Regions from separate parts of the Mus musculus genome. Here all the other regions are linked to region 1. A link is a loop called in an ENCODE intact Hi-C map of the cell type or tissue named here. Cell type or tissue: heart. All regions are shown on one strand. Region 1 holds the start of Il3ra (interleukin 3 receptor, alpha chain). Region 2 has its middle 69 kb from the start of Slc4a7. Region 3 holds the start of Psmd6 (proteasome (prosome, macropain) 26S subunit, non-ATPase, 6).

Region 1 (2,500 bases):
GGGGATGACCGCCGAGGCCCCGCCCCCTGACCCCGCCCACCCCCGCCCACCCCGCGGACCGGACCTGAGTGGCGCCCACGGCGCTGGCGGCGTCCGTTCCTGTCCTCGGGGGTCTGGGGGTCGGAACTGCTTACAGGGCAGAGGACTGCGACCCTGCCCGTGACCCCAGAGGCCCCGCCCCGCCCCGACCGCGCCCATGGTCCCGAGATTGAGCAACTTCCTGAGATAGTGGGGGCGGGGCGGGGCCTCGGGAGTCACGCGGGAGGGATGGACGGAGCTGAGGCGGGAGGATGACCGCGATTGCGGGTGATGGGCGGCCACGGCCACGCCGGCCGCGTCATCGCGTTCGTTTATTAAAAAAAAAAAATGAAACTGGAAGTCGTTCCCGTCAGTCACGGGCGAGCGGGCGTGACGTCCTGCCGCAGACAGGAAGTCGCTCTCCTGTCATCCGTTGCAACTGTACTCGCAGTCATCCCCCTGCCTCAGCTCTTTCGTTACTCACGGGAATCCCCCTGCCTCACTCACACCCGCAGTCACTGACAGCTGCCATCATACCCCTGCTTTGTAGCGGTTGTTCACTACCTGCCATCCTCCTGCCTCAGCTCTGCCTCATGCCTGAAGGCATCCCATTGAGACCCACGGAACTTAACTTGTGAGCGGACCCTGCCCTGTCTTCATCCCCCCCCCCCCCCACACACTCTGTGAGAGCAGAGCTCACAGCGGACGTCACAGCTGTGCTTAGGAGGCCGCCCCACCCGGCCCACGCGCACAGAGCTTTGCACACCGCCCCCTCCATAGTGACCGCAGGGTCAGGATAGGCCGGGGATGCCTCACAGGCCGCCTTATTTCCGTTTCCGTTTTTGTTAATGCGGGGGCGCGCGCGCAGCGGAGACGCAGGGGGCGGGGCAGAGGCGCAGAATTTGTCCTGTGCTGCAGTGAAGCTGCTGTTGCCGCCATCCTGGCCACCGCGTCACGTGACCTTTCCTGATCCGAGTCCCGGGGTTGGTGCCCCCTGCAGGACGACGCGTGCGTCCGCTGAAAGTAGCCCTTTGCTGATCCTCACAGCTCTGCCTTAAAAATGAACCTGGGGTGGAGTGAGGTGGGGTGGGGTGGGGTGGGGTTGGGGGGAGGGGGAGAGGGAGAGGCTGGATGGACGAACGGTCGGTGGCTCAGCAGGTAAGACAGACGCTAAGACAGACGGGTACCAGCACAGTGGGGTCTTCATCCCCATGACAGCCTGGCCCTGTGGGGACGACTATGCCTGTGACAGCCTGGTTGTGTGGGAGGACCAGGACAGACTTTGGAGCTTCAGGCCAGAAGATGCATTCCGTGTTAACAGCTCTGTGGGATGTTAGATAATGATGAGAACAGTGCAGACGATGGAGGCCTGGCTTGTGAAATTTCAGAGGGAAAGTTAAAGACTCTTTTCAGGACCATTGTTACTCTTTTCAGGACCATTATGAAGATTCTGTGGTTCTGGTTAGCTGCGGCTGAAGAATCAGCTGTGATTAACAAGATACCAGAACTACTAAAGCAAAAATTTTGCATTACTGGGACTATTGATGCTGGTTAGCTGGAGCTAAGAAATTAGCAGTGATTAAGAAGAGACCAGCATCGTTGAGGTGACATCTTCTGGGAAGTGTTTTCTGAAAGCACAGAGGTTGTGTTCCAGAAATAGCCAAGGTTGTACCTCGTGCTGAACCTGGACTTAGTAATGTGTAAGAGTCACTCAGGTGGTACTGGTTTTGAAGGAATGAAGTGGTCACGCAAAGCAGCTGAGCCTTGGCACCATGAGAGGCCATGGAAGGCCATTGGTGAGGTGCAGCCTCAGTTGCAAAAGACGCCCCAGGACTGAAGAGATCATGCAGTGTTTTGGAGATTCTAGGACCATGAGATGACCACCAAGACCAGCAGCAGTGGAGTACAGGCGGCTGGAGCCTAGAAGGGCAAGGCTGAAGAAGTGACCTAAGCCCTTGGAGGAGCCCAGAAGATCGTGAGTTGGATCCCAGACACTGGACAATTGGAGATTAAATTTTGCTTTTGATTGTGACTGTGCCCTGGTATTTTTTGCTCTTGAAGGAAGTACTTTGGATTTTAAAAGATATTGTGTCTCAGTCGGGGTTTCTGTTCTGCACAAACATCATGACCAAGAAACAAGTTGGGGAGGAAAGCGTTTATTCAGCTTACACTTCCACATTACTGTTCATCACCAAGGAAGTCAGGACTGGAACTCTAGCAGGTCAGGAAGCAGAAAATGATGCAGAGGTCATGGAGGGATGTTCCTTACTGGCTTGTTTCCCCTGGCTTGCTCAGCCTGCTCTCTTATAGAACCAAGACTACCAGCCCAGAGATGGTCCCACCCACAAGGGGCCTTTCCCCCTTGATCACTAATTGAGAAAATGCCTTACAGTTGTATCTCATGGAGGCATTTCCTCAACTGAAGCTCTGTTCTCTGTGATAACTCCTGCTGTGTCAAGTTGACACAAAACCAGCCAGTAAA
Region 2 (2,500 bases), 290 kb before region 1:
CCCCAGGAAGCACATTCCATCTATGATCTCTCCAGACATTACGGAATGATTGTACATTTGTTTTACTTTATGTGTATGTATGAATGTCTGTGTCAGTGTCTGTCACATGTGGGAATGTCAGAAGAATGAGCAACCCCTGGAGCTAGAATTATAGACACATATGAACTGTCTGGGTGGGTGATAAAGTCCTCTAGAAGAGCCACATGTACTCTTAACCCTGGGGCTATCTTCTCAACCCCATTTGAGTTTTTGAGGCCAAGTCTTATAAATCCTAGGGTGGCTTCAAACTCCCTTTGTAGAAAGATGGCTTCTGGTCCTCCTATGTCCAGGGTCTACAGATATGTGTCAACATGCCTGCTGGGGATTGACCTGAAGACTTCATACATGCTAGGCAAGCATTTAACCAACTAAGATACACACTCAGCCCTTACTTAAAAACATAAACTCCAGTTTGCAGCACTTTGTCATCTCATCTGTGAGGTATGAACTCATTTCTTTTTTTCTCTGAAACTGGCCTCTTCTGCACAGAAAGGACTACCACACTTTCAAATACTATGCTTTTGCAAGAGACCACAGGATTCATAATCAATGTCTATCCTGAAAAGCTCCATGGCAGCTGTGCAGGAGGTGTGATGTGAGTCTGGTACAACTTGGTAGGTAGCTCATAGCTAAAGAACCAAGCCAGCATGGGAGACACGCCCCAGAGGCTTGATTCTTAGCTATACCAAACATTGAACTTAGGAGCAGAATGAGCTGCTGTGATAACATCTGACACTATCTCATTGGTCCCCTTTCTGAGAAGGTGTACTCAATATTAAGTAAGATGCAAGCTGAATTATTCTGGAAAGAGCAGATAGATAAAGTTAGCCAGAGACAGGTTTGTTAGCCACAAAGACACAATTAGGTGTGTTGATTTGGAATAGGCCTTGAGTGTCTCTTACATATATGTGTGTACAAAGTAATTAGTTCAGGAGTTCATTTGTAATAACCTAAGATACTTATCTTGAAAAACAAGGCAGTGTGACTCAAGAAAGAGCTCAGCAGTTAAGAACACTTCTTGTTCTTGCAGAGGACCCAGGTTTGTTTCCCAGAATCCTCATGGTGGGGGTCAATTATCTGTAACTCCAGTTCCAGGGGGATATAGCGCCCCTTCTGGCCACAGGAAGCAGTTTCTCCACATTCTGTACTAGACATCTATTTGGGCAAAACACCCATACACGGAGAATATAAACAAACAAACAAACAAACAAACAAACAAACAGCAAACTCAAGAAAACAAGACATGGATTCTGTTTACTTTTAAATGTCAATGCCCCAGGAAGACAGCCCCAAGTTTATCTGTTTTCCTCTTTGTAGTGAGGTGATGAGGTGCTTTCTCCTATAAATGAGAGAGGGAGCAGGTAACACTCTTTTCTTCCTCAGTGGTCAGGCTGAGAAGCCCCAGGCTTGGTTTTCATGGTCCAGACATTTCAGCCAAGTATCTGTACAGGCACCTGTATTTATGCTGTATTATGTTTCTATGTATTTATGCTAGGAATGGCAGTCTCCTGCTGCATACAAAAGGCCCAGTTTCAAATTTCAATCTCCACATTCCACTGGGCTGAAATTCAAAGCTTTTGCGGGTCTCCCTGAAGGCTTCTGGCTCAGTTGGGCTTGGACTGTGGACTCGGCTGCCCTGCCAGCCCCCCAGCCACAGCCACCTATTTTTACTTTGGCCACTCTTTCCGCTTGCCTAGGTCACATCCTTAAAAGACTCAGCCGTTCTCAACTCTCTTCTTCCTCTTTCCCGCTGTAGTTTTCAAATCTTACACACTTACCAAAGAAAGAGCGAATCTCAAAGTAAAGGCGGACGTATAAAATCAAGCCACCAACGCCCAAGTCCCACTTCTAAACGCCACAGATATTTGTTTCTTTTTACTCATTGCACCCCCCACCCCCTCCCGACTGAGAGGAGCAACGGCAGGAAGGGTGGTGACTCAAAGCCAGAGCCCCAAAAAACAAACACCCACGAATGACTCAGAAGCCGGAGCCGGGGAGATTCCAAGGTTTTCCTTACTATAAAATTCATGTGTAGACAGCACCACTGGACCTGTGGGCTCCTTAGAGCCTCGCCACCCCGCCCCTGAGAGGGAGTTTACTGGGTCAGAGAAGGGTGGATAGGACTCGAATTTCTTTTGCCAAATGTCGAGAAAATCCAACATATCCTGTATGAGTCAAAGTGCTTCGCATCTGCTTTAGAGTCTTAGTCACTGCTCTCGCCCCCTTGACTTAATTGTGATTTTAATTAGATGAATGCCTTAGAAGAGGAGGTGGAGGCCTTTCATCTAAAGCGGGGTTTTTTTTTTTTTTCCAGGCTGTGTGGTCTTTTGTTGGCTACTTGGATCTTATAATGATAAAAGGATTACTTTTATTTTAGCACTCCCCCCACCTCCCTCCCCACCCCTGCTTCGCGAAAGTTTAAAGGACCTGAACTTCGAATTTACATTTTTTTATGCCAAAG
Region 3 (2,500 bases), 220 kb after region 1:
ATTCGTATTTCATGCATAGTATGAACCCAGTCTTGAAATATCTCTATACTGGGCTTGATTTAAAGCTCTAGTTCCTCTTGCCCTAAACCCATTCATGAATGTCTTAGGATGCTTCCTACAGAATCTTTCTTGAAAGGATTGATGATCAGTTTCCATACAAAGTTATAACATTCTGATAACATAAAATAGCACCAATTCTAGCACATCCTTGTGTTGTACTGTTCCAAAAGTCAGACATATGGTAACCATCACATAGAGTGTGATACCTGGATCCACACATCCTTCATGGGACATCATATTTCAGAACCCAGAAGAATTTTGGGCCAGCATAAAAGATCCACTGCAGTAGAAGTTGAGCTTGTGTTCAAAGGTAAACTTCTAGTAGGAATTCAACAACTGAGATGCAAATCCTGGCTTTAAGTCTCTGTGGTAAGATAAGTCTCTGTGTTGAGATTCTCTCGGGGTAGCAGATTACAGTCATCACAATTGCAGGGCCTAACAAAAGCAAAGGACAGAAAGTCCGTGCAGTGGGTTTACTAGTTACTTTTTCTTGCTGTGATAAAACGCCATGACCAAAGCAGCTCATGAGTCTAATTTGGTTTGCACTTTCTGAGAGTCCTTAGTAGTGGCAGGGGCATAGAAACAGGCTGGAACAAGAACCTGGGAGATCACATCTTCAACCACACAGAGAGAACATAGAAAGAATTGGAAATGGGGTGAGGTCAGAAATTCTCAAACCTACCCCAGTGAGCGACTGCCTAAAGCAGGGTTTACACCTTTTTATGGTTCCTTAAGGTGTCCAAACAGCACCACCAATGGGGACCATGTGGTCAAATATTGAAACTCAGTGGGACATTTCTCATTGTGTCACACAGTAGGATTTATAGACCATTACCCATTCTGAAGACTCCTCCAACATGTGCACACAAAAATAATGTAAATCACTGAATTAATAATTGGAAACACGGGGTACTCTTTTCTTAGAATAGGGAAGAATGTGGATTTTAAATGTAAGGAAGATAGGTTCTACACAGGCCTTGTCATGTAGCTGGTGTGTAACCTTAGCTGGCCACTTTTCAAATCTCGCTATGTTCCAGTTTGTTTGTCTACAATCTGGACCAAAAGAATCTCTCCCTAGTTCAAGAGTATTGAAACAAAGATGTCCCTGGAAAACTGTTTTTATTGTTTTTCTCATCTGTGTTATATTTTAAAACTGTTGGCGGATTTCCAGATCCTATCCGTTGCAAATATTATATAAAAAGGAAGAAAAAAAGATACTCAAGAAATGAAAGTTGGGCCCAACTCTGACCTAAAGAAAAAGGGGACAGCGCCAGGTGCTCCCGCCGATGTCCAGCAGGGGACGCTGCGGGCGGCGGAGCCAGAGACGCGACCGGAAGTCAGACTGGCGGCTCTGGGGAACCTGTGACGACTCCTCCTGCTTCCGCTGGTGGCCCAGGGCTGTGCTTGGTTCTGTCAGCCGGCTCCTGTGCTGTAGCCATGCCGCTAGAAAACCTAGAAGAAGAGGGACTGCCCAAGAACCCCGACCTGCGCATCGCGCAGCTGCGGTTTCTGCTTAGCCTGCCGGAGCACCGCGGGGACGCGGCGGTGCGCGAGGAGTTGATGGCGGCCGTCCGGGAAAACAGTGAGGCCAGCGAGCGCCGAGTCAGCGGCCTAGGCGGGGCGGTCGGGGTGCCTGGCGGGCGTCTCCGGTCGAGGCTTCATGGAGACCCCTAGGGAGGCCTCCTGGACCCGAGAGGGGCTTGCTTGCCTTAGTGGGTTCTTCCCCGCCGCGAGACGTCCAGGGAAGCCTCGGGTGCTTGTCGCGGCTGGACTCCCGGCAAAGGCGCCGCGGCTTTAGTGATGCCTGTCGGTGTTTAGCTGCCGGCCAAGGGACAGTCAGGGTTCTGTCCCTAGTAGTCGAGTCGAATCGGTGTCCTTTCCCTGACATGAGGACTCCTTTGGAACAGGAGCCGACCAGAGCAAACTGAGGATTCGATTCCCTTCCCCTTGGCCTTAGTCGCGATCAGACCTGCTAAGATCGGCTCTCAAGCAGGCTCCCAGCTTCAAACCTTAGCCGTGCTACCCAGGCCCATAGTTGGGAGGCGTCTGCTAGCTGACCTTCGGTGGGGTGGGAAAAGCGAGCAGAAGCTAACAGGATACCTCATAATGCGTGATTTGTGGCTTTTAGATATGGCTCCTTATTATGAAGCCTTGTGTAAATCCCTCGACTGGCAGATGGACGTGGATCTCCTGAGTAAAATGAAGAAAGCAAACGAAGAAGAGTTGAAACGTTTGGATGAGGAGCTGGAGGATGCAGAGAAGAATCTGGGAGAAAGTGAAATTCGAGATGCAATGATGGCAAAAGCAGAGTACCTCTGTCAGATAGGTGACAAGGTCAGTGAGATGCCCTGCCCGCTCTGGGTAGGTGACAGGGTCAGTGAGATGCCCTGCCCGCTCTGGGTAGGTGACAGGGTCAGTGAGATGCCCTGCCCGCTCTGCA

Evidence for each region. A loop is a pair of places that touch in the nucleus more often than their neighbours do. Peaks named below come from ENCODE experiments on the same cell type or tissue, not always from the same donor. Only the 100,000 strongest peaks of a DNase experiment are listed, where the experiment ranks them.
Region 2: it touches region 1 in a loop (4-fold over the local background); 6 of 42 quality-filtered maps call a loop at or near these places.
Region 3: it touches region 1 in a loop (3-fold over the local background); 12 of 42 quality-filtered maps call a loop at or near these places.

What each region holds. Positions count from the first base shown.
Region 1 is chr14:14,344,077-14,346,576 of GRCm38, reverse strand. Il3ra (interleukin 3 receptor, alpha chain) reads right to left here and starts at 82. Exons shown (of 12, transcript NM_008369.1): 1 at 65-82. In heart, a CTCF peak has its summit at 997 (motif pointing left); DNase peaks (open chromatin) are centred at 386 and 906; H3K4me3 peaks cover 1,375 bases; H3K27ac peaks cover 1,357 bases.
Region 2 is chr14:14,632,854-14,635,353 of GRCm38, reverse strand. No RefSeq gene overlaps it. Among named protein-coding and RNA genes, the nearest start is that of Slc4a7, 69 kb to the left of the region's middle. In heart, CTCF peaks have their summits at 1,143 and 1,935; a DNase peak (open chromatin) is centred at 2,023; H3K4me3 peaks cover 1,051 bases; H3K27ac peaks cover 788 bases.
Region 3 is chr14:14,119,881-14,122,380 of GRCm38, reverse strand. It overlaps Psmd6 (proteasome (prosome, macropain) 26S subunit, non-ATPase, 6), which reads left to right and starts at 1,436. Exons shown (of 8, transcript NM_025550.3): 1 at 1,436-1,642; 2 at 2,189-2,394. The coding sequence starts at 1,498. In heart, no CTCF peak of the experiment used is centred here; a DNase peak (open chromatin) is centred at 1,430; H3K4me3 peaks cover 1,249 bases; H3K27ac peaks cover 1,069 bases.